2 separate regions of the Homo sapiens genome follow, and region 1 is linked to region 2. Evidence: read pairs that join two places in POLR2A ChIA-PET (ENCODE). Cell type or tissue: GM12878. All regions are shown on one strand. Links, peaks and the distances in the headings refer to the core of each region. The heading gives the core; the rest is flanking DNA.

Region 1 (10,219 bases), core at 2,209-10,208, 72 kb before region 2:
GTTTTGTAGATGAAGAGAAGGCCAAACAGGACCCGTCTTATTATCTGAAAAATACAAATGCCGAGACCCGAGAGACCCTGCAGGAGCTCTACAAGGAGTTCAAAGGGGACGAGATTCTGGCAGCCACCATGAAGGCCCCGGAGAAGAAGAAAGTGGACAAGCTGAACGCTGTGAGTGGCGGAGGGCACTCGGCCAAGCCCAAGCCCCGTCTTCCTGCCCATCTCATGGCCTCTTGGAGTGGTCCTGGGAAAGGGGCTCATGGGGGCCTGGGATACACGGCAGGGAGGCAGCCAGGATCCCCCAGAGCTGTGGTGCCCCTGATGGCTCTGAGTGCACAGCCCTGGGGCTGCCCTGAGGCAGATAGAATCTGAGAAGGCAGAAGGGGAGGGGCTGATGTCCACACTGGTCGTTGAAGAACCAAGGGGTGTGTGGGGGCATGTAGGGGAGATCCCTGCCACAGAAGGTCTGCCTTGTGCTGTGGTCCCAGCCTGAGCTCAGTAGCCAGGGCAGGCACGTTGAGCGGGCACATGTGGTTCTGTGGTGGCTGGGAGGGCAGGGCCCGATGTGCACTGGGGCCCAAAGCCATGCCAGGGAGAGTTGGGGCGTTTCATGGTCTGCTGCGGTGCTGACGTGGATGGCATGCCTGGGACTGCACGGTGCCACCTGTCTGGGGCTGTCGTGTTTGCTTCTTCCTCCTGTCAGGCAGAGCATGGGGATCTGGAGCTAGGGGGAGGGCAGAGACATGGGCAGGTAGCTCTGAAGTTCTCCTTCTTAAAGAATTATTCAAATTCTGGAAAATTTGAAAAAGAAAGCTTGTTGTCCAGTGTGTCACTCCGTCTAACACACTGCCCTTAGCACTTTGATATATTACTTTTTTTTTTCTTTTGGAAACAGGATCTTGCTATGTTGTCTAAGCTGGTCTTGAATTCCTGGCTTCAAGTGAGAGCCTCCTGCCTTGGCCTCCGAAAGTGCTGGAATTACAGGTGTGAGCCACTGTGCCTGGCTTGTATTTTCTTCTGATGGGAGAAACCCCTTTTTCTTCCTCTATGATAAAAAATAACATTTATTGGGGCTTTTCCCCGACCCCTGATTAAATATGTAATGTGTTTAGTGTAGAAAGTTTGAAACTTTTAAAAAGAAATGAGGCCAGGCGTGGTGGCTCACACCTGTAATCCCAGCATTTTGGGAGGCTGAGGCAGGAGGATTGCTTGAGGCCAGGAGATCAAGACTAGGTTAGACAACATAGTGAGACCTTATCTCTACAAAAAATCAGCCAGGCGTGGTGGCATGCGCCTGTCGTCCCAGCTACTCAGGAGGCTGAGGTCGGAGGGTCACTTGAGCCCAGGAGTTGGAGGCTGCAGTGCACCAGGATCACACACCACTGCACTCCAGCCTGGGTACAGAGCAAGACCTTGTCTCATAAAAAAATTAAAATAAAAATAAATGAGAAGTCAGCCATACACTCCTAACCCTGAGGTGGCCAGTCCTGTGTGGTATTTTATCTCCAGGGTTTCACCTGATATCATAAGAGTCGGGATCCAGTGGAGGCCAGGGGACCCTGGCTTGGCCTAGCCTTGGCTTCTTCCTCCTGCTGGTTGGGGAGGCCCTCCTGGAGGAGAGGCACCAAGCAGGGCCTGGGGGGCAGGGGTGGCGTGTGGTTGGCTTCTAGGCAAGCGACACGTCCCCACCCAACTGCCTCCCATGGCACTGCTGAGGTGCCACCCTGGTTTCCTTGGCAGGCCCACTATTCCACAGGGAAGGTCAGCGCTTCCTTCACCTCCACCGCGATGGTCCCGGAGACCACACATGAAGCAGGTAGCCACCTTGGCCTCTGTAGCCACCTGCCATGTGACCCAAAAGTGGCAGGGGGTGGGTGTGCTCCCCGACTCCCACTTTATTGGTCTGTCAGGGGCTCCCACTGTCACCTGAGCCCCTAGTCCTCCCCCTCTTAGCTGCTGAACCCCTGCCAGCCCCATGAGGCTGGGGTGAGCCTGTGCGTGGCCTAAGCAGACCCTCGGCCTCCAGCTCCCCTGCTCTCCCCAGAGCTGGAGCCTAGTCCCCGCCTGTGTGTCTGAGGTCGGTGCTGCCTGGCATGGTGGGGCTGCCCCAGGGTGAGGGCAGGGGCTGAGCTGGGACCTTGGCTTGTAGCTGCCATCGACGAGGATGTGCTGCGCTACCAGTTTGTGAAGAAGAAGGGCTACGTGCGGCTGCACACCAACAAGGGCGACCTCAACCTGGAGCTGCACTGCGACCTGGTGGGTGTGGAGGCCAGCCACTCCCCATGCCCCAAGGTCATCTCTGGGTCATCTGACAGCCATGTCTTAAATATAGGGCTGCCACTGGTATGTGCTTGTTGTAGGAAATTCAGCCTGTCACTAGGCGGGACCCGCAGCAGTGCCCTGTGTCCTTCCTAGGGGGCCGCGTTGGCAGCATGGCCTGCGCACAGGTGCCAGTGTCTCAGAGAAGGGGCCAAGCCGCACCTGCTGCTCTGCCCACACTTCTCCCATGCGCTGTACTCTGGGCCGTGCGGCTGCACGGGTCCTGTTGCTTAATGTTGTGGGTCCATCCGTGCCCAGTGTGGCTGGGCAGCTGACTCTGCTACATGTTAAAGACCAGCCTGGCCAACATGGGGAAACCCGTCTCTACTAAAACTACAAAAATTAGCCAGGCATGGTGGCGCATGCCTGTAGTCCTGGCTACTCGGGAGGCTGAGGCAGGAGAATGTCTTGAACCTAGGAGGCGGAGGTTGCAGTGAGCCAAGATCGCGCCACAGCACTCCAGCCTGGGCAACAGCAAGACTCCACCTCAAAAAAAAAAAAAAAAAAAAAGCCTCCTGTGGCTGTGGTGAGCTGCCTTTGGCAGCTCTCTGCTTCATACAAGTATTGGGGCTATGTTGCAGACACCAAAAACCTGCGAAAACTTCATCAGGCTTTGCAAGAAGCATTATTACGATGGCACCATCTTCCACAGATCCATCCGGAACTTTGTGGTGAGTGACGAGAGTCACTGGCTGCACAGATGAGCTTGGTGGGACATCGGGGGCTGGGTGGGCTTGTCCCTGCCCCATCCCAGGGCCCTGGCCCATCCCACGGTGGCCAGGATGAGTCCAGTTGGTGATCCTCTGTTGGGGAACCCATAGACTGACCCTTGAGGCCCCAGCCCATCCAGAACTGGGTTCACAAAGGGAGGTGGCTGGGAGGGCCCCTCATTATCACCAAGAGCCCAGCCCCTGTGTGGAGCCATCTGGCAGGAGGGGTGTCCTTCAGTCAGGCAGGCGGTGGGCCTCGGGTCTCAGAGTGTGACTTGCTCACTGGCTTTTGTTTTCACAGATCCAAGGGGGCGACCCCACAGGCACAGGCACGGGTAGGTACTGGTGCTGGGCCCCTCTCTGGGCACTTTGGCTGCTCCGTGGGGCATGAGGGGGTAGCTGGGCAGGGGTTGTGCACAGCTCAGACATGGAATCTGCTAGACCAGGGTGGAACGACTGGCAGCCATCAGTGCTGTGCCCCCTCAGGCCTGGCCCTCAGTTTTCTCATTTCCAGGTGGCTGTGAGGCCTGCATGGTAGAGGAGGCAAGAGTGTGTGGTCTCTTCCCTGGGCCCCTGGGGTCTGCCTCAGACTGAGGCCAGCCCTCCCTCCTGCAGCCTCTCCAAGCCCCTCAGCCTGGCAGCTGCTTGGGTCCAGATCCCCCAACCTCTGTATTCCCATAGCTTGAGTGATGATGATGGTGGCCTTGACTCTTTAATCCCTGTCCCGGGGCAGGCCCCAGGCGGGGCTGGGGTGAGTGGGCAGCAGCCTGCCTGTTTGGAGGCGTGGGGGCTCCAAGGGACCCAGGAGTTGGTGGCGTGGGGCTGGGAGCCTCCCTATCAAGTGCCCCTGCCCCAGGCTGGGCTCAGCAAGGCCCTGATGCCCCTCGGGACTCTGAGGTTTCTAGTTCTGCCTCGGCTGGGGCCCAGGCTTTCCTGCTCCCATGGGCCTTTCTCTTCCAGGTGGGGAGTCATACTGGGGGAAGCCCTTCAAAGACGAGTTCCGGCCCAACCTCTCGCACACGGGCCGCGGCATCCTCAGCATGGCCAACTCCGGGCCCAACAGCAACAGGTCTCAATTGTGAGTCAGCTGGGCTTGCTGGGGTGGCCTGGGAGGTGAGCCGGCACTCTCTGCGGGTTCTTCCTCTTGGCCCTCTCTGAAGGGTGTGCTGGTTCTGAATCATACCCAGACGGTGTACGGCACACCTAGGCCAAGCATGTGCACCTGCGTTCAAAAGGGGGTCCCCAGAGTGAGTCAGCAGGGAGAGCTGCCCGCACCGGGTGTGTCCTCGAGAGACCAGAAGTCGGGAATTACTGGAGGTCCAGAAGGGCTTCTTGACAGGGACCAGGCATTCGTGTGGGTGCCTGTGGCCAGGCAGTGCTGGGGGAGGTCAGCGTGTGGGAGGGGTTGTGCAGGGCACAGGCTGCACAGGGAGAGGCGCCTGGAGAGACACAGGAGGTCTGGCCCTGGTGCATGTGGGGAGCAGTGTGCAGTCTGGTGGCAGGAGGCAGGGGATGGGGGGCCAGCAGGGCCATGCACACAGGGGCCGGATGCCTGTATTGTGGAAGAACAGAGGTGCCCTTTCCATCCCCAGACAGTGGCCTGATGTTATGTTTCAGTCTTTCAATCGTTTTCTTCACATGGGTCCTGTGACTTCCGGGATAAAGCAACCTCTTAAGGATTTTTTATAGTTTATGATACTTTTGTAAATGGACTTTTTTTTTCCCAACTTTTGGGGATCATTGCTCATGTAGAGAAAAACTACCGTTCATTTTATATCTAGCCACTTTAACAAATTATCTTATAATTCAAAAGTTTTTAAGATTTTTTTGGGTTTTCTAGATAGTCACGCTTATCACCAAAAGCTGGTCTGCTCTCTGCTTCCCTGGTGTGCACATCAGTCACGTCACCGTCACGTCACCGTGGGCCTGATGGGGGAGGAGGATGTGGGCATCTTGCTGTGCTCCACAGAAATCGCTGTTTTGCCTTCTCAGAACATTTGTTGTTGGGCTGTTTTTAGGAGGGTGGCTGACTTTTTAGAGGTTTCTTTGTTAGCATCTACTATGATGATTCTGTCCTTTTTCTGGTCCTCCCGGGATTTGTGGATGTGGCCACTACAAGGCCAGAGTGGATGGGTGTCTCCGTGGCATTCTGGGGTGAACCCTGGCCTGTCGTGGCTTCGCCGTGGCCTTCTGCCAGCTCACTGTCACACGTGGTCTCGGTTGTGTGGACTGGCTCCAGCAGGTTTTGCTGTGACAGGTGTGGCCCCTGCATGTTACGAGCAGGGCTGGCTGTGGCTTTGTGGCCTGGAATGGTTAAAATCACAGGGATGGCCAGGCGTGGTGGCTCACACCTGTAATCCCAGCACTTTGGGAGGCTGAGGTAGGTGGATTGCCTGAGCCCAGGAATTCGAGAGCAGCCTGGGCAACATGGCAAAACCCGATCTCTACAAAAAATAAAAAAAATTAGCGGGGCATGGTGGCGTGCGCCTGTAGTCCCAGCTGCTTGGGAGGGTGAGGTGGGGGGATAATCTGAGCCTGGGAAGTCAAAGCTGCAGTGAGCTAGGATCGCGCCACTGCACTCTATCCTGGGCAGCAGTGAGACCCTGTCTGGAAAAAAAAAAAAAAATCAAACGAGTCAGCTGTGCTTAACAGCTGGGCAAAGGCAGCTGGCAGCTATTCGTGCCACTTCCTTGGGGCTTTCATTTCAGGGTTAACGGGCACTTGTTTCCATGAAGGCTGGTATTCTCTTGGCCTCGCTGTGCTGACCTTTTTTTCTCATGCCTAATCACACTTTCCATTCCTCAGTCCCTTAGTGGTCTTTGAAGGGTTTGTCTGTTTTCACTTCACTTTGAAGGGTTTGTAATTGTTTTCAGTTTCTGTCTTTGCTTCTTCATGGTGCTTTTCCTCCTTCCTCACTTTAATCCATGTGTGTTTCTGATAGCCACGTCTGTCATTTTGAGGGTGCATGTTCCCTCTTCACTGCTTGCTGGTTGTTGGTAGCTTCCCTTTCAATTTCTTCTCAGCCAAGGATTGCCTAGGACTGTTGGTTATTTTCAAGTAGGTTGGGTGCGTGGTTTGTTTTTGTTGTTTGGCAGGGGCCAGGGCAGGGAATCATTTTATTATTTTTTATTTCTCTTTGGCTTAACCAGCCTGTGAAACTGCTGACAGATCAGTTGCCACCTTCTCTTTTTTTTTTTTTTTTTTTTTTTTGAGATGGAGTTTCACTCTTGTCACCCAGGCCGGAGTGCAATGGCGGGATCTCGGCTCACTGCAACCTCTGCCTCCTGGGTTCAAGCGGTTCTCCTGGGATTACAGACGCCCACCACCACACCAGGATAATTTTTTGTACTTTAGTAGAGACAGGGTTTCACCATGTTGGCCAGGCTGGTCTCCAACTCCTGACCTCAGGTGATCCACCCACCTCAGCCTCCCAAAGTGCCGAGATTACAGGCATGAGCCACCACACTCGGCCTTCTTTTCTTATTTCTAGTAGTATTTTGTGCTTTCTTGGACAACTGTTGCCAAAGGTTTGCCTATTTTACCGTATTCAAAGATCATTAGACTTTAATTTGTTACAGCTTTGTTTTCCCTTTTGTGATTCTTGTAATTAAAGATTTTCCAGGAGGAGGCCAGGCGCGGTGGCTCATGCCTATAATCCCAGCACTTTGGGAGGCCGAGGCAGGCGGATCACGAGGTCAGGAGATCGAGACCATCCTCGCTAACACGGTGAAACCCCATCTCTACTAAAAATACAGAAAACTAGCCGGGCATGGTGGCAGGCGCCTGTAGTCCCAGCTACTCAGGAGGCTGAGGCAGGAGAATGGCGTGAACCCAGGAGGCAGAGCTTGCATTGAGCCGAGATCGCGCCACTGCACTCCAGCCCTCCAGCCTGGGTGACAGAGCGAGACTCCGTCTCCAAAAAAAAAAAAAGATTTTCTAGGAGGAGCTTGCCTCAGGATGGTTCTTTTACTTTCCTCTTATCTGAGTTTAATTCTGCTTCTAGTTTCCTTCACTGTGTTAGAAATCAGCAAGAGAGGGAACTGCTTGCAGGTCAGAGCTCAGGTCTGCACCGTTGCAGATGTCACATCTGCGGACACTTGTCTGGTGGCCTCGGGTGTGGTCAGACTTGGTGGGCTCAGGAGCGTGTCCCTGCGTGGCTGGGGGGTGCATGTTTGATGCAGTGGAGGTTAAGTCCTGTGTCTCACCAGCCGGGTTGTGGGCTGTGCCTGCCTGCACCACCCTGGGGAGTGCTCCGTGCCGCCAGCGCCGGGACCCACCCCATGTCTTCCATCGTTTTCTTTTCAGCCTCTCTGGCTCTGCCCTCTGAGGGCTTTTTGAAGGCTCACAGCTGGGGTCTGTCGTGTTCTCCTTCATCCTGACAGTCTTTTTTTTTTTTTTCTTTGAGACGGAGTCTCGCTCCGTCCCCCAGGCTGGAGTGCAGCGGCGCGATCTCGGCTCACTGCAAGCTCCGCCTCCCAGGTTCATGCCATTCTCCTGCCTCAGCCTCCCTAGTAGCTGGGACTACAGGCGCCCGCCACACGCCTGGCTAATTTTTTGTATTTTTAGTAGAGATGGGGTTTCACCGTGTTAGCGAGGATGGTCTCGATCTCCTGACCTTGTGATCCGCCCACCTTGGCCTCCCAAAGTGCTGGGATTACAGGCGTGAGCCACTGTGCCTGGCCAATCCTGACAATCTTAAATGTGGACTTAATTCTTCAGGTGGTCTGTTGCGTTCTATGATCTTGTTGCTTTCTAGTTACCATTTTTTATATTTATTTTCATTTGCTTCTCTTCTCTTTCTGCTGGTTTGGAAATTAGATGTTTTACTTCTGGTCTAAGGTTAAGAAGGACATCTATTTAAAGTCCAAAGTTGGCCAGGTGCAGTGGCTCACGCCTGTAATCCCAGCACTTTGGGAGGCCAAGGCAGGTGGATCACAAGGTCAAGAGATTGAGACCATCCTGGCTAACACAGTGAAACCCCGTCTCTACTAAAAATGCAAAAAAATTAGCTGGGCGTGATGGCGGGCGCCTGTAGTCCCAGCTACTCAGGAGGCTGAGGCAGGACTATGACATGAACCTGGGAGGCGGAGCTTGCAGTGAACCGACATCGCGCCACTGCACTCCAGCCTGGGGGACAGAGCAAGATTCCATCTCAAAAAAAAAAAAAAAAGTCCAAAGTTATGAGGTAGTCTCTGCCTTCCTCCCAGACCAGGCTGGCAGAAACTCTCTCCTCGTCTCATGGCAGTGCTGTTGGCTGTTTTAATTCCACCCCATTTCCTTTTTTCTTTTTCTTTTTTCTTGAGACAGACTCTGTCGCCCAGGCTGGAGTGCAGTGGTGTGATCTCAGCTTACTGCAACCTCTGCCTCCCAGGTTAAAGCGATTCTCCTGCCTTGGCCTCCTAAGTAGTTGGGACTACAGGCACACGCCACCACGCCCAGCTAATTTTTGTATTTTTAATAGGGACAGGGTTTTACCATGTTGGCCAGGCTGGTCTCCAACTCCTGGCCTCAAGTGATCTACCTGCCTTGGCCTCCCAAAGTGCTGGGATTACAGGCGTGAGCCACTGTGCCTGGACGACCTGAGCATTTTCTTAGTCCATGTTTATTTATGTTACCCACGTTTCTTAATCCCTTGACTCCTGTTCTGGCTTTGTTGCCTCCTTTCTCCTCAGTCCTTCAACAGGTCCCTTGATGACATGGGGCTGGCTCTGGTTTTCCAGGTGTCCCCTCGTCCCAGCCACCTCCCACAGAGCTGCATGGCCAACCTGGTTCTGGGCACAGGGACCACCTGACAGGCAGTGGGCAGCAGCCGGGGCAGCAGGAAGACCTGGGGACAGCTGGAGTTCCGGGGTCCCCTGGGCAGCCTTGGGGGCTAATGACCTGCCCTGGTGGGCAGCGCAGGGAACCACGTGCACACATGCGTCCGTGGAAGCTGCAGGTTCCCAGAGCTGGCTGTAGAGGGTGGGCAGCTCCTGGTGTGCTCTTAGGCAGGCCAGGTGCAGAAGGTGCCATGCTCTCCCTAACCATCCAGCCCTCCTCCCCAGCTTCATCACGTTTCGCTCCTGTGCCTACCTGGACAAGAAGCATACCATCTTTGGACGGTAAGGGAAGCGGCTGTGTGAAGCCTGGGGGGTCAGTGGGCTAGGTGGGTTCCTTCCCCACCTGAGGCCTCCTCACTGCCTTTTTCGTGGACCTGAGTCATGTGCCATGCTGGCCATCACTGCTGGGGGTTGAGGCTATGCAGAGCTGCGATGGAGGGTGCTCCATGTGCCAGGGAAGTCTGGCTCTCTAGACCCACCGGGCTCAGGAGAGGAGGAAACTCGCCCATGTGGCCTGGACACTGCCCTGTCTCAGACCCAGTGGCGCGCCACTCGCAAGCCTGGCCACACCCAGCTCCCTTCACCCTCTAGTCCAGGGGTCTTTCCAGCGTTGTGGGCCACGTGGTCTCTGACGCCCACCCAGCTGTGTGGAAGCAGCACGAAACAGGGTGGACGCAGGTGATGTGGTTCTGGCCAAGTGGAACTCTGTTTACCAAACCAGCGGGGAGAGCACAAGCCACGTTTTGTGACTCCTATTTTTCCTGTGGGTGGGGGAAACCAAAAAAAAAACAAAAACAGAAAAAAACCCAGCTGGATATGCCCAGGGCCATGGTCAGCCGACCCCGCCCTTGCCACTCCCTCTCATCGCCTTCCTGGCTGCTGCCCAAGGACCACCAGGCCAGCCTCGGGGCTCTCAACCCCTCTTCCCACGTGCCTTGGGGCTCAGCCGTGGGGGTGCCCTCCTTGAGCACACGCAGACCCACCTCTGTCTCCCTGCTGCAGGGTTGTTGGGGGCTTTGACGTACTGACAGCCATGGAGAATGTGGAGAGTGACCCCAAAACTGACCGCCCTAAGGTCTGTGCCCAGGGAGGTGGGGCGTGGCGGCTGGGGGCCAGGCAGGCAGGGGGAGGACCTGCCGTGCACTGAGCCCCCTTTGCTGCTAGGAGGAGATCCGCATTGATGCCACTACAGTGTTCGTGGACCCCTATGAGGAGGCCGATGCCCAGGTGAGGGGGCACGATGCCACCACCTAGGAGGGTCTGGGCTAGTGCACTTTTCCACCCCAAGCCTAGCATCTGTCCTGCCCGAGGTGCTGCCGGTTAGCCAGCGCCCTGTTGTGCCACAGATTGCGCAGGAGCGGAAGACACAGCT
Region 2 (12,500 bases), core at 2,309-10,308:
TGCTGACTGGCAGCAGATCTTCCTCCAGTGCCTTGTTCCAGGTTTGAAACCTTTGCCCTAGTGTCCTAGGGCACCGCACACCCCCGCACCCCTTCTTCACACATTCGGCTTCCCTTGTCCAGGGTCCCACCATAGAGGAGCCTCCCCTGCTTCACCCACCACTTTCATAGCTGACAACTGGCTTCTGTTACTGTCTAGTCTTACTAAACAAAAGGGGCAGTGGCTCCTTCTGGCCACAAAATTCCAGGATTCCTCTCCAACTTCTACCCAATCAGGTGCTTCTCTTACCTAGTATTTTAATTTTGACGTGTCTTTCCCAAGCCTGTGTCTGGAGCATGGTGGTTCTGCATCGAGCTGAAACTGCTGGGATTCCTGTGCTTGGGACACAGCCCAGCACATCACAGGTGACAGTTCCAGAGCATGGAACCGGTGTCATGTTTCCAGTCGATTCAAGGGAGAGCATCTGTAGGCCCGATGTGTGGATGTGGGACATTATTATACGAAAAACTCAGACTCTAAACTTTGGTAAGAAGTTAGGAAACAAGACGGAAGGAAGAGGGAAACAAAATAATTTTTCCAGGCATTGGTGATTAAAGATGCCTTTCCTTTGAAAGTACGCAGGCTGCTGTTTTCTGTGTGTGCCCGTAGTACTAGGGTGGCTCTGAGTACAGGAAGCGACAATGGCCCAGAGGGTCCTTCTGATACCCAGATAAAGACAAAACTTGCCTTCAAATGGAAAACTGCTACTGTTCACATTCTTGCTGTAATCATCAGCTTTTACACACACACACATTTGTGGAACCCCACAGAAACATCACAGGCTGGGTGCAGTGGCTCACACCTGTAATCCCAGCACTTTGGGAGGCTGAATCATCTGAGGTCAGGAGTTTGAGACCAGCCTGGCCGACATGGTGAAACCGTCTCTACTAAAAACACAAAAATTAGCTGGGTGTGGTGGCGTGTGCCTGTAATCCCAGCTACTCGGGAGGCTGAGGCAGAACTGCTTGACCCCAGGAGGCGGAAGTTGCAGTGAGTGGAGATCACGCCACTGCACTCCAGCCTGAGCGACAGAGCAAGACTCTATCTCAAAAATAAATAAATAAAAAAATATAAAAAAAATCACAAAGCTACTGGACATTGGCCTTCTTGGCCTGCGTACGGCTGAAAGATGTTTTCCTTTCTCTCAGGGACCAGCAGCTCCAGGCATTTCCTGAAAATGGGGACTGCCCTGCTGCAGACCCCGCTCCTGGCTTCTGGCGCTACAAAGTATTTGGCAGGAACTCAGTGACTACTGAATGGATCTGGAGCAGATAAGAAAGCCAGTGTGAAGTCCCAAGGAAACCCACAGGATTGGCACTGGCATCTTCCATTGGGTATTTTGTGACTAAAGCTGGACGGGGTCCTTCTTCCCTCTCTCCTTGCTCCTGCCACCACCGTAATGTCACCATCAGCGACGGTGATATAGCTGGCCTCACAGTTCCCCAGGCAGCCCCAGACAACTTTCTGCTCTCCATAGACAGTCTAGACTGGCGATGCTGAGACGCTCTATATCATTGTCCGGACATGGCGGGGTCTAGGACCACTGCCCACACCACATGCTCAGCCACAACACATGCCCAGCCACTCAGTCTCCGCCCACGTGCCACAGCCCCTCCACTGGTCCTGTGGTTGCATCCCACCTGGTCTCCCCACTGCACCTCTTCCCCTTGGTCTTCTACTTCGCCCAGCCCAGCTAACGTGACATGCAGGCAGAGGGTGTCCTAGCGTCACTGCAGGCCCTTCCAGCGGCGGGCAGTCCTCCTATTACAACTTTCACGGTGGCTCTGCCTCATCGTCAGCAGAGACCTTGTCTCCCACCTTCACCTGCAAAAGACACATCACAGGGCATGATCTCCCTCCACTCTCTCCTCTCCACCTGAAAATGATGTCGTCTTCAGCTGTCCTTGGCACCAGACTCAAGAGAACGAGCCCTGTGTCCATCTCGGCCCCATGGGGCCCAATGCCACCATCCCCTCCACTGTTTCTCCGCCTCACTGCTCCTTCTTCCTAGAGTCAGGAATGCTAAGCCTGTCCCTAGGAAAACCCATCCCTGCACTGCTTCTCTTTGGCCACTCCCAAACCCTGCCCCCTTGGCTTCAGGGCCGGGGGTGGGGGTCTGCACTTGCTTCCACAGCCTAGGGGTGTTTCCTGTTCCCCTCAGATGGTCCAGGCCAGCTCTGAACGTGTTGGTTCTAAGTAAACACAGCGAACTGGCCAGCCTAGATGCTGGTCCAAACTGCCATCTGGAACTGCTGAGCTACCGCTGAGAGAAGCCCATCACAAAGTGGGGAAAATGGGACCAGGCTCCTCTGCTGAACAAGGAAGATGATTATTCTGATTGCCTTATACAGAATCTGGACAACAGGGAAGACTGTTAAGTCTCTCAGGGAGAGGGCCAGTGGAATACTCCCACAGTGCTTCAAATACCCCATTGCAAACTCCCAGTTTAGGTGTGATCAGCTCACTTCCCTGAAGGTTTCTGACAGGAGGGTTTCTTCTCTGATTAGTAAGAGGGTTTCCTCTCAGATTAGCAGTTACGTTTGTTTGCAGGCATTTTAGTGACACCTCACAACAAAATTTAGTGAAATAAAGCAGCATTTAAAAAGACTTGCTATTTACTGAGTACTTGCTTTGAAGTACTATGCTGAACAGTTGAAATGTATTTTTATAATCTTTACCATATACAAGGCAAGTAATATTGCTTCCACTTTACAGCTGACAGTCTGAAGCAGAGGAAGAAAGCAGAGACGCAGAATGACTGGCCCACAGCCAGCCGCAGTTATAAGCAGGGGGTAGTTCTGAACCCAGCTGGATGGGTCCAAGGCCTGTGCTCTTTCCATAACACCACATCCAAAACATTTTCCAGTATCTTTGTTTTGTAAATAAGTCATTACATAATGCCCAATATTGATAAGAACCAAATGTCCAAGAAATCCTATCTTTATGACTTCTTGCTCTGAAAAAAGGGGTTGCCCAGGATGTCTGCCCAGCAGTGGGGTTGCAGAAGTTCAGGAGGATGAGGAGATGGGCGTGGGCACCGCCTACCCCCCCCCCCACAGGTGAAGGTCTGAAGAACCACCTGGAGAACCCTAGGAGCACTGACATCCCCATTCAACTCGAGGAACAGCTCACAGCCCTAACACAAGTTACCACATGCAGAGCAAATCTGGAAGACATCTGGGGAACATAACGAAGGACTAGACAATTTCACGTTTTCACAGATGAAACTGCAATTAAACTATACATGCACGGTGCTGTGTTATTTTGGTAATACAGGGACACAATTTAATGATTCTAAGGATTTTTTTGTAGTTTTTTTTTTTTACAAGTCAGGTGCCATAAACATTCAAATAATCCATCTTTTAAAAAGTACGTTTACAACATCAAAAGAATTAAGATGAAATATAAACCTTTCTACTTACAATTTTTATACAGATTAACCAAATCACAAATACCACAAATAAATGTTAATGTTAAATTGTAACAATATAATGAATAAACATTCAGATTCTTAATAAAATCTTCCTTTAACATTTTTTAACTTACCATTATACTAAATAATCTATGCAGAATTTTGGGGTACAATACCAAGAAGGCACCAACAGTACAAAGCAGATACAAAGCAGTTTCAGAACTTTCTTGAGTGCTCTACACGCATAAACAGCACAAGAAAAGGCAACAAGCTTTAGGTAAACCTGGTGCAACCCTGGAGGACTTGCTCTGGATTTCCATTTGTTTCTGACCCATCATGTCAAGGTGGATGACGTAAGAGAAACCACATATTCACTGTTATAGCTTCTCATCTGCACCACAGGAGTATCATGTTTCAAACACCAGCATAACAATTTTAAAGCACAAATGCTTTAAAAATGTATAAGCAAAAGGATTGCTCAGATTTTCAAAACCATTACATTTACAAAAATATTTCCCTTAAACTTGGGATTGCTCCAAAACATTGATTTACAAATATAAAAGTATTATGGAAGGACCCAAAGCATGTGTGCGTATGTATGTGTGTATTAACATACTGTTACCATACTATATAAAAGTTACCAATTTAAAAACCATATTAACATATAAGCAAATAAAGAGAAAACAGTTTCCTCTGAATGGCTGAAATATTACGTGGCATGTGGTTGGGTAGTTTACTTTTGTGATTCCTTAGAGAAAACCACTGGTGAGCTACATGTAGCTTCTCAAAGCTACTGGTTACCTCTACACCCACTGCCTGTGCCCAAGAGCAGAAGGAATGAGTGTGCACACACCACACACTGTGCACTGCACACACAATACAGTATTCTTCTACCCAGATGCCACAATGTCTGCGTATCTCTGCTAGCTTTGAGGACCTGTGTCAGGACAGAGTCCTCATGATTAGTTCTTTCAATTCCATCCCACTGGCTTGTTCAGTATTTCTTTTATACTAAATGAAAGGACTGGAATGTTTCAGCAGGAATTTTTTGCTTACATTTTAGACACCAAAAAAGCTATTAGTCTGAAAGCTTATTTGAACATACAAATAGTGGAGGTGCTGTTCCGTGTCACTAATATGAATTAAGATGACCTAATCTGTACATTTTTACAAATGTAAGAAGAGCCAAAATGATGCATCTACTACACATGATAGCTAGCGCTTTTCATAGGTACCTTGGTTAGGACCATTCTCTGCCCAGTTACATTATGTTTGGCATGATTAATAAAAAGCACACAACTTATGGCTACAATGATTCTAGAATGAAGTTAGTGGTTTCATGCCAATCTGACTCCACAGTACCAGGAAGGGGAATGGGAAGGAGCTCACAGTCTCCAGATGTTAGTAGCCAAGGATATGGTTTTCTATTTAGAAGAGGACTCCAAATTAACCTTATAATAGTAACTTTCCATTTAAAAAGAAACAAGAGTAATAAAACTGTCAATGCTTTTTTATAAATGAAAACTGACTAATCAGTGTTATCCGGTAACAGTCACATTTCTGTGTCCCGTCAATGCTGTGTGGACCTTCAGACGGCAGCTCTGAGCACGCAAGTGAAAAGCGCGTATTTCAGGGCAAGAATAGAGATGTGGGTCTGTTTTCCGAGGATGAGCCAGCTATCCTTCCTCAGCCACAGGAGTGGTGAGCGTGAGCACCCTGGGCTGGGTGGTGAGGACTGCGTACTGTGGGGCGGCCCTTCCCAACTCTTGGCTGTGCCCAGCAGCACCTCTGGGGCACAAGGGCAGGCCCTCTTTAGAGAGAACCAGGGAATCCAACCTGAGATGTCGGGGCTTCTTTGTTAGGGTTTGACAGAATATTTGAGACCTAAGATTGTGAATAAAGGAACATGACAGCATCGATTCTCTGCCGAGCAGAGGTAAAAAGGACCCTACAGAAGTACCTTTCTAACTCATCTTATGTAAATCCAAGTGCTGGGCCAGTGCCTGGGCGGCAAAGTGAGGCCTGTGAGCATTTCTGTGTTCAGCACAACCTGAACCTGACTGTCCATTCAGACACGCTGATCCAGAGGAAAGCAACACTGAATCTTAACATGAATGTGAAGATAGAAGATGTACATTTATTTTCATGAATTACAAATGCATTTCTGTTCATATTAGCAGGCAGTCTTTATATAACCCATTCTCCATTGCTGTCAAAAATCAAACAAGAAAAAAGGACAGCTGAGAAATGAAAAGCTAAAAATAGAATTATTTTTCCTAAATGATCTGCTGGATAGCATTTTCCGTGGAACACAACTCAGAGGTAACAATAGAGTTTTCATTTCAATCGTAGGCATGTGGCACTTGGACAGTCATCTCTGCACAGAAAGCTGTAACAGTCATGCGAGGGTACAGTAATTATTGAACAAGGCAAATTTCTCACCACAGAGAGCAGTGGGGAAGTCAAGAGGAGGCACCGCACTGGGACAGAACACCGAGTCAACTCCACAGTACACAGTGGCAGGAACAAATACTTAAAGAGATCAGTAAAATATGGATAGAGCTCCAAACACGAGTTAGTGCTAGCTTTTTCTGACAGTCTGACTCAGCAGTATCAGAAATATTTGAGTACTTGAGGACAGAACAGTGCTTCACGTCATGAGCTCCTGGAGGCTTTATTACAAATTGTTATACTGTAGGTTGAAAAATGAACTTGAGATGCTGACATGCTGTAGAAGGAAAAAGAATTGTATACTTTCTCATTTAAAGACGCAGTGTTCCTCTCTGCTAAATCCTCAGGCATGGAACGTGGTTACTGAAACACCCACATTTGAAGTAGCTCAAGGGCGTATATGCACCAGCATGTGGAGTTCCACCCTGGGACATCCCCAGAAACCGCCCACAGCTCAGCACTGCAACCTTTGTACTTCTCTCACCAAATGTCGAGTGAAGCTGCCACTTTAAATCTTTTTTTGTAAGTCTTACAAACATTAAGTACTGCACATAACGCTTCTTGACAAGTGTTACACCTCTATATGGTACAAGTGACCACAGTAACTACAGAGTGACACTGCTGGGTGCAGTACTTCCTTTTTATTTAGAAAAATGACTGCATTTTCTAAAAGCTGGGCCAATAGCACATACCTTATATATGTTAGTGACTACCATGATATGAGAAAAGACGTGGACAAGTGCTCCCCAAGGATTCCGGAGACGGAAGCACTTGCTGCAGGCTGCAACATCAGCCAAGGTATTTCCACAAGCTCCTGCTCTGGGGAAACAGTTATGGTCAAAAGGTGAAGTGCAAATAAGGGGCTGTCACTGACTTAAAGTGCCCTAGGTAGTAGCCTTCCCTATCATAAAGTGAGATGCCAGTGACTAGAGCCAATTGGGGAAGAATCTCTCTCTGGTGCGGCTGCATGGTCAGCAGGGCATCATGTAGAAAAGGATTCAGGAGAGGGAGGAACCACTGCATCTTTCAAACCAGAAAGCAATTAGTGACTAAAGCAACAGTAAGCAGTAGGTGCACTGAAGTACATACTGCCGCAGGTCACCAATGGGTGACACACACAGGGCTGCCAGGAGGAATTCTCTGGACTGAAGAAATTCTTTGAAAGCATAAAAGCCACAACTACCAGAAACCGCCCCTCCAAACGGCTCAAAGGAGTCAAAGTGGATAAGCCAAGACGGGCTGGAGACAGGACCAGGGGTCAAGAACTGGGAAGAAGAACACCGATGTCTGAGCACGTCCAGTCCTCTGAGCCCTTGTCCTATAGAAACACAAACAGACCACTGAGTTAAGAGTGAGCCATGTGAAAACAGCATCATCATCAGCATCACAAAACACAAAAGTGACAACAGTGAACCACATTAAAACAGCAGCAGCAGCAATAGCATTATGAAAACAGAAAAGGGAAAAAAGACTCCTGCAAAATGGCCATTTCTTTGGACACATTTGGGCAAGGATAACACATGGCAGTTCTGAAGGGGCCAGGGTCAGCCCTCACTCCACAGGCACCTCCTCTCAGACAGTTCTGAGGTGGTTTCCACAACACTCATAGGAAAGACGCCACTCCCCCAGCCTACGCTGACTGCAGTGTTCCTAAGATGTCCTTTATTTACCGTAAGATATCCAACACTAGTGCATGAAAATCTAGCAGAGTATCACTTACTATTTCACAGAGCACTTTCAGAGCTGTGGTTTCCATCTGCCACTCAGGAGGTGGGGCAAGAAGAATGGGCTAACTATAGCCAAACTGTGGACTTGGAGATGGGCTAAGAGGGAGAAGTGGTCTCTTTTATGTAGAGGTGAACTGCAGCCAAACCTACGGGTTGGCAGGAAATTAAAGCTGCCCTAAAATGCTTTCATCTTCAATAAACCAAAGGGAAATGCGGTTCATGCCCCTAGTGATCAATCCACCTGAGAAAATTCACAATCAGGCAGATGAAGAAGGAAGTTGAGCACTGACCTCTACCTTCACCCGCCTCACAGGGTAGGAGACTGAGGACATGGGCTGGGTAGGAATGAGGCTTGTCACAGGTAGTAGGCATGATCAGCTTTTAAACTTGCCCATGGAAACATTTCTAAAACTGACCCCCTTAAGCAAAATACAATGAATATAATTTGACCCTTTTTTAAGACCTTTCGGCCACCACTACAAATATCACTTCATTGCTTCCTCTACCAAAGGGGCCCCACAGCTGTGCTCTGTGGTCCTGGGGTGTATGTTTCTAAGCCTTTCTTGCTGCAGCCAAACGGTCAACCGTGCCCTCCCAGTGTTCCCATGTTTTATTACACCTTTACCTCCTGAGCTCTCCAATTCAGAGCTCCTGATCTCCAGTGTGTGGGCTGGGAACTCAGAGACAATGCTCCTTAGTATTGTGAATGAGTCCTGAGAACTTTCCCAAGGAGCAAGGCTAATCACAGGCAGTGTGCAGCCTGCCACTGTTTCATGCTGGCAAACATTTCAAGAAAATGACATTCTGGGTCCAAAATACCTGGATTCTCTGCCTAGTTTTGCCACTTGATGTACAATTTTGAGCGAAGTGCTCAAAGGCTCCTGTCTTCAGTTTCCTCAATTATAAACATGGATGCATGCTGACTTCCCAAAATTCTGTTGTGATCACCAAAATGAAATGTTTATGAAAGAACCTATCCCATAGTTTAATCAGCCAACCCAGCCCCAGCTTCCCCTGGATTCATGTGATATTCTAGATGACTAAATTGTAAGTCAGTCTAGACGTTGGCAACGTCCTTTGCAATGAATGGATAAAATGCGATGGGTTGATGGGTGGATAGAGGAACAGATGGACAGATCTATGAGAAAACAAGTAAGATGTTAATGTTAACTGTATAATCTAGGTGGTGGGAATATGGGTGTCTACTTTAAATTCCTTCAACTTTTCAGAATAGTTGAAAACTGTCACTAAAAGAATGTTGGGAAAAAAAATCATGCTATAAGCACATAGGGAGCATCTGTGTGTCTTCTGTGTCTGGAGCAAATGAACAACGCACAGAGGTGACTGTCCTTGCCACGCCGGGACTCTCAGAGTGGTGGTGGACCTGAGAGGGATACTGGTCCCCCGCCTTGCAAAGCTGGCTTCAGGAGGCGTTCTGCCAGCAACTGCGCCCTGTGGCCTCAGGAGCAACCCTGCCTCTGTCTTGCCATCCTTGTGCCTGCGGTGCTGCCTGTCTCTTCAGTGGCCTGACCAGTTTTCCCCCAAGTCCCTGCTCTCAGAGGTCCTCCTGCATCCTTACTGCCACCAGAGTCACCTGAGCCACTGCTTCAGGTCAGGCAGCTACCTGTGAGGGAGAGCTGGCCTCCTGGGGAAGCAAGGGCCACAGCCTGGGCTGGCCTCTTTCTCTGCAGCCCCCCTCTTGCCCAGCTGTCTGGCATGCCCGCCTTCCAGGGTCCACACAGCTGTGCCCCTCCCCAACCAGCAAAGAACCCAACTGTCAGGTTTCAGCTGCAGCACAACTGCCGCGAGTCGGCCACACTCTGTGAGGCTTTAATGTCTGCCTTACTCTCTGGGACCCACCATGCCTGTGTCCATCTCTGGGACTCTGTATACTCCTTGTTGTTTACATTTCCTGCTATGAGGCTGCTGGAAAGCAAAACCTGGGTTTTATTCATCTTTGTTCCTTTCCTAACTGGCGAAAGGAAGTGCTCAATGCTGATTAAATGATGAAAAACAAATTATCACGTCAACCCCAGAAGCTCTTTTATACTAAAAATGTGCACAGTTGTGTGTGTGTGTGTCTTTCTCCCCTACTACATGGGCCCCTCTGAGGCTGTGTTTAGGTCCTGCTTGCCGCGTTTGCTGTTAGTGTCTAATGCAGACTAAGCAGGCAGCACTGCCGCCTGACCTGAAGCGACAGAGATGAGATGCTCACAAGCCACCACCTGGCTGAGGGAAAATGACTGTGAAAGGAACTGTGAAGGAAGAAAAGCAACAGAAGTTGCTCAGCTCAATATTCTAGGTTCTGTAAACGGCAAGAGAGTGCTCTTCACAGAAGGGCAGGCCTCACAGGCCATCCAGGTCTGTTATGACTACCCCACGCCGCTGCTGTAGAGGAAAGGCAGCGGGCTGACCAAGGTCTAGTTAACCTGACCTTGTACAGACACTGGGAGTGTGTCCTGGAGCCTCACGGAGGGAGAGGGACGGACTCTTGAGAAACAGAGACAATTGCTCCACTGTGAGCACCTCACAGAGGAGCCAGGAAGGAAGTTCTGTGGGGACTGCAGGTGTGAAAATGGTTGGATCCTGGGGCCCAGCTTTCTGTCAGTGAGTGATTGTGCAAATCACTGTGGCTAACACCTCCTCCACTAGAGAGCCACATGTGTATGGGGCAACAGAAGACATGAACCAGCTCAGCCCCTGCTGATAACAGGCTTCTTTCTCAGTCACTCCGCAAGGCTTATGGCTAGCAGTCCACTGCACGTCCTGTTCGCGTGACTCCACAACACTTCCCTTGGGTTTGAGAGATCGTCTTTTGGGGTGCGTCTGGTGTTAACAGCAGGCTAAGTGAGGGCTTAACAGTGCCAGCAGCCCTGCCTCCCCCAAGTTGGTAGGTTTAGAAAACTTGGAGTCTTTAAGACTTTGCCTTTCCTCCTCCTCTTGAATTTGCCGCTTCTCACCACTTCATTTCTAGTCCAAGGCTACGGCCCCTTTGGTATGGAAGACCAGGCATTTGTTCTTAGCTGATCTCCTACCCAGTATTCCCTCATTTCAACCCCTCCTGCTTTGATGTCAGACTTTTGAAAACACCATTTTCCGGCCCCCAAACTACTAGTGTCTATTCCCTACCAATTCCTCGTTCTGTTGCCCTGCCTGGCTTTCAGGGCTATCTGCTTGGAGGCTGAGTTGGTCATGTCAGTCCTCAGCTCATGTCTACTTGGTTCTTTGTTCTTACTGACGGGGAATGGACGCCTCTAACTGCAACACGGTTCTGTCCAAAGCATCTCCCCAGCAACTGCTTCTACCTTGGCTCACAATTCTTTTTTTTTTTTTTTTTTTTTGAGACGGAGTCTTGCTCTGTCGCCCAGGCTGGAGTGCAGTGGCGCAATCTCGGCTTGCTGCAAGCTCCGCCTCCCGGGTTCACGCCATTCTCCTGCCTCAGCCTCCCGAGTAGCTGGGACTACAGGCGCCTGCCACTGTGCCCAGCTAATTTTTTGTATTTTTAGTAGAGACGGGGTTTCACCGTGGTCTCGATCTCCTGACCTCGTGATCCACCTGCCTCGGCCTCCCAAAGTGCTGGGATTACAGGTGTGAGCCACCGCACCTGGCCCACAATTCTTTATTCACTGCTTCTTTCTATAGAGTTCTAAACACAAGTCCAGTTCTCTCTCCTCTTGTCACATACTCTCTAAAATCAAGATTTGCATTCTTTTCCTGTATACTTTTCTTTTCTGACACAGGGTTCACCCAGGATGGAGTGCAGTGATACAATCATAGCTCATTGCAGCCTTGGACTCTGAGATTCAAGCGATCCTCTCCCCTCAGCCTCTCAAAGTGCTGGGATTATAGGCATGAGCCATTGTGTTGGGCCTGCTCAATTTTTAAAATCTACCAATATTGTCACATTGTTCACCTTCCCTTATGATCTAAGCACATGTAGCTTCTGTGCAGGCCCATGTAAATCCCCCTGACTGGCCAGCCCAGCCTCCATCTCCTGGATGAAGTTTCTCCAGCTCTCCAGCCTACACTGCTAGTCTGAACTGGTAACAGGGTCTGGGCCCCTTGCATGTGACATCAACTGTAGAACCAGGTCCCAGCTAGGAGTTTCTGAAGGGGCAGGCACAGAGGACTCTAATACTAAATTTATTTAACTGGTGGCTCTGCTTTCCATGGGAGGGAGTCCTGAGGCGAACCCTTTCCAGAGAGATGCTCATGTAACTGTGAAACTGCTCTGGACAGGCAGCAAGGAAAGGATGAGAACCCAAAGATGAACAATCTGGAATATGAAAAAGTTGTTTCCAAATAATCACATTCACTACCCTTGAGAGTAAAGGAGGTACTTGGAGTTTCTAATAAACGAGAGAGAGATTCCTAGGAGAATATATGTAACTTTCTAAATAATTTTTAATTCTAAATTTAAAAAAATACCTTCCAATAAGGAGCTTGGAAAAGAATACAAAATAATGGACCTTGAGGAACATAATATTCTAGAAACAAAAGGCAGCGCCTCCCTTGCTAGAGCTCACTGTATTAAACTCCAGGTACCTGACAAATTTAAGATCTGTATCCTGGCTGGAATCTAGCAGTCTCTTCAAAAATTAGTTCTTTGAGCTTTTCCTTAGGCAAGTCATCCAATTCCATGTCGAACTTGAATGGTGCTTCGGCGATGGGCTTTAAAAGAAAACAAAACATTTAACAGTCAAAGTTGTTATGGGTAAGGCAGTAATTTACTGATTCATAAAATGACCACTGCTCAGATTCTGAATTTACAACAGGACTGATGTCTCATAAAAACTTAAGAGTTGATGGCCGGGCGCGGTGGCTCACACCTGTAATCCCAGCATTTTGGGAGGCTGAGGCAGGCGGATCAC

The links. ChIA-PET counts read pairs that join two places held together with the same protein. Peaks named below come from ENCODE experiments on the same cell type or tissue, not always from the same donor. Only the 100,000 strongest peaks of a DNase experiment are listed, where the experiment ranks them.
Region 1: POLR2A ChIA-PET joins it to region 2 with 11 read pairs; 5 of 35 experiments call an interaction of 5 or more read pairs at or near these places.

What each region holds. Positions count from the first base shown.
Region 1 is chr22:21,684,744-21,694,962 of GRCh38, forward strand. It overlaps PPIL2 (peptidylprolyl isomerase like 2), which reads left to right. Exons shown (of 20, transcript NM_014337.4): 10 at 10-170; 11 at 1,740-1,815; 12 at 2,149-2,255; 13 at 2,900-2,989; 14 at 3,330-3,363; 15 at 3,989-4,106; 16 at 9,073-9,129; 17 at 9,850-9,922; 18 at 10,012-10,074; 19 at 10,194-10,219. Among named protein-coding and RNA genes, the nearest start is that of PPIL2, 24 kb to the left of the region's middle. RefSeq lists enhancers at 2,133-2,633, 4,251-4,300, 5,566-5,675. In GM12878, for the core only: no CTCF peak of the experiment used is centred there; a DNase peak (open chromatin) is centred at 5,838; H3K4me3 peaks cover 326 bases; H3K27ac peaks cover 192 bases.
Region 2 is chr22:21,757,021-21,769,520 of GRCh38, forward strand. MAPK1 (mitogen-activated protein kinase 1) reads right to left here. Exons shown (of 9, transcript NM_002745.5): 8 at 12,175-12,300; 9 at 2,637-7,220. The coding sequence ends at 12,184. Among named protein-coding and RNA genes, the nearest start is that of YPEL1, 27 kb to the left of the region's middle. RefSeq lists a silencer at 1,479-1,925 and enhancers at 7,642-7,691, 7,702-7,751, 10,062-10,131. In GM12878, for the core only: no CTCF peak of the experiment used is centred there; DNase peaks (open chromatin) are centred at 5,896, 6,360 and 10,258; H3K27ac peaks cover 2,824 bases.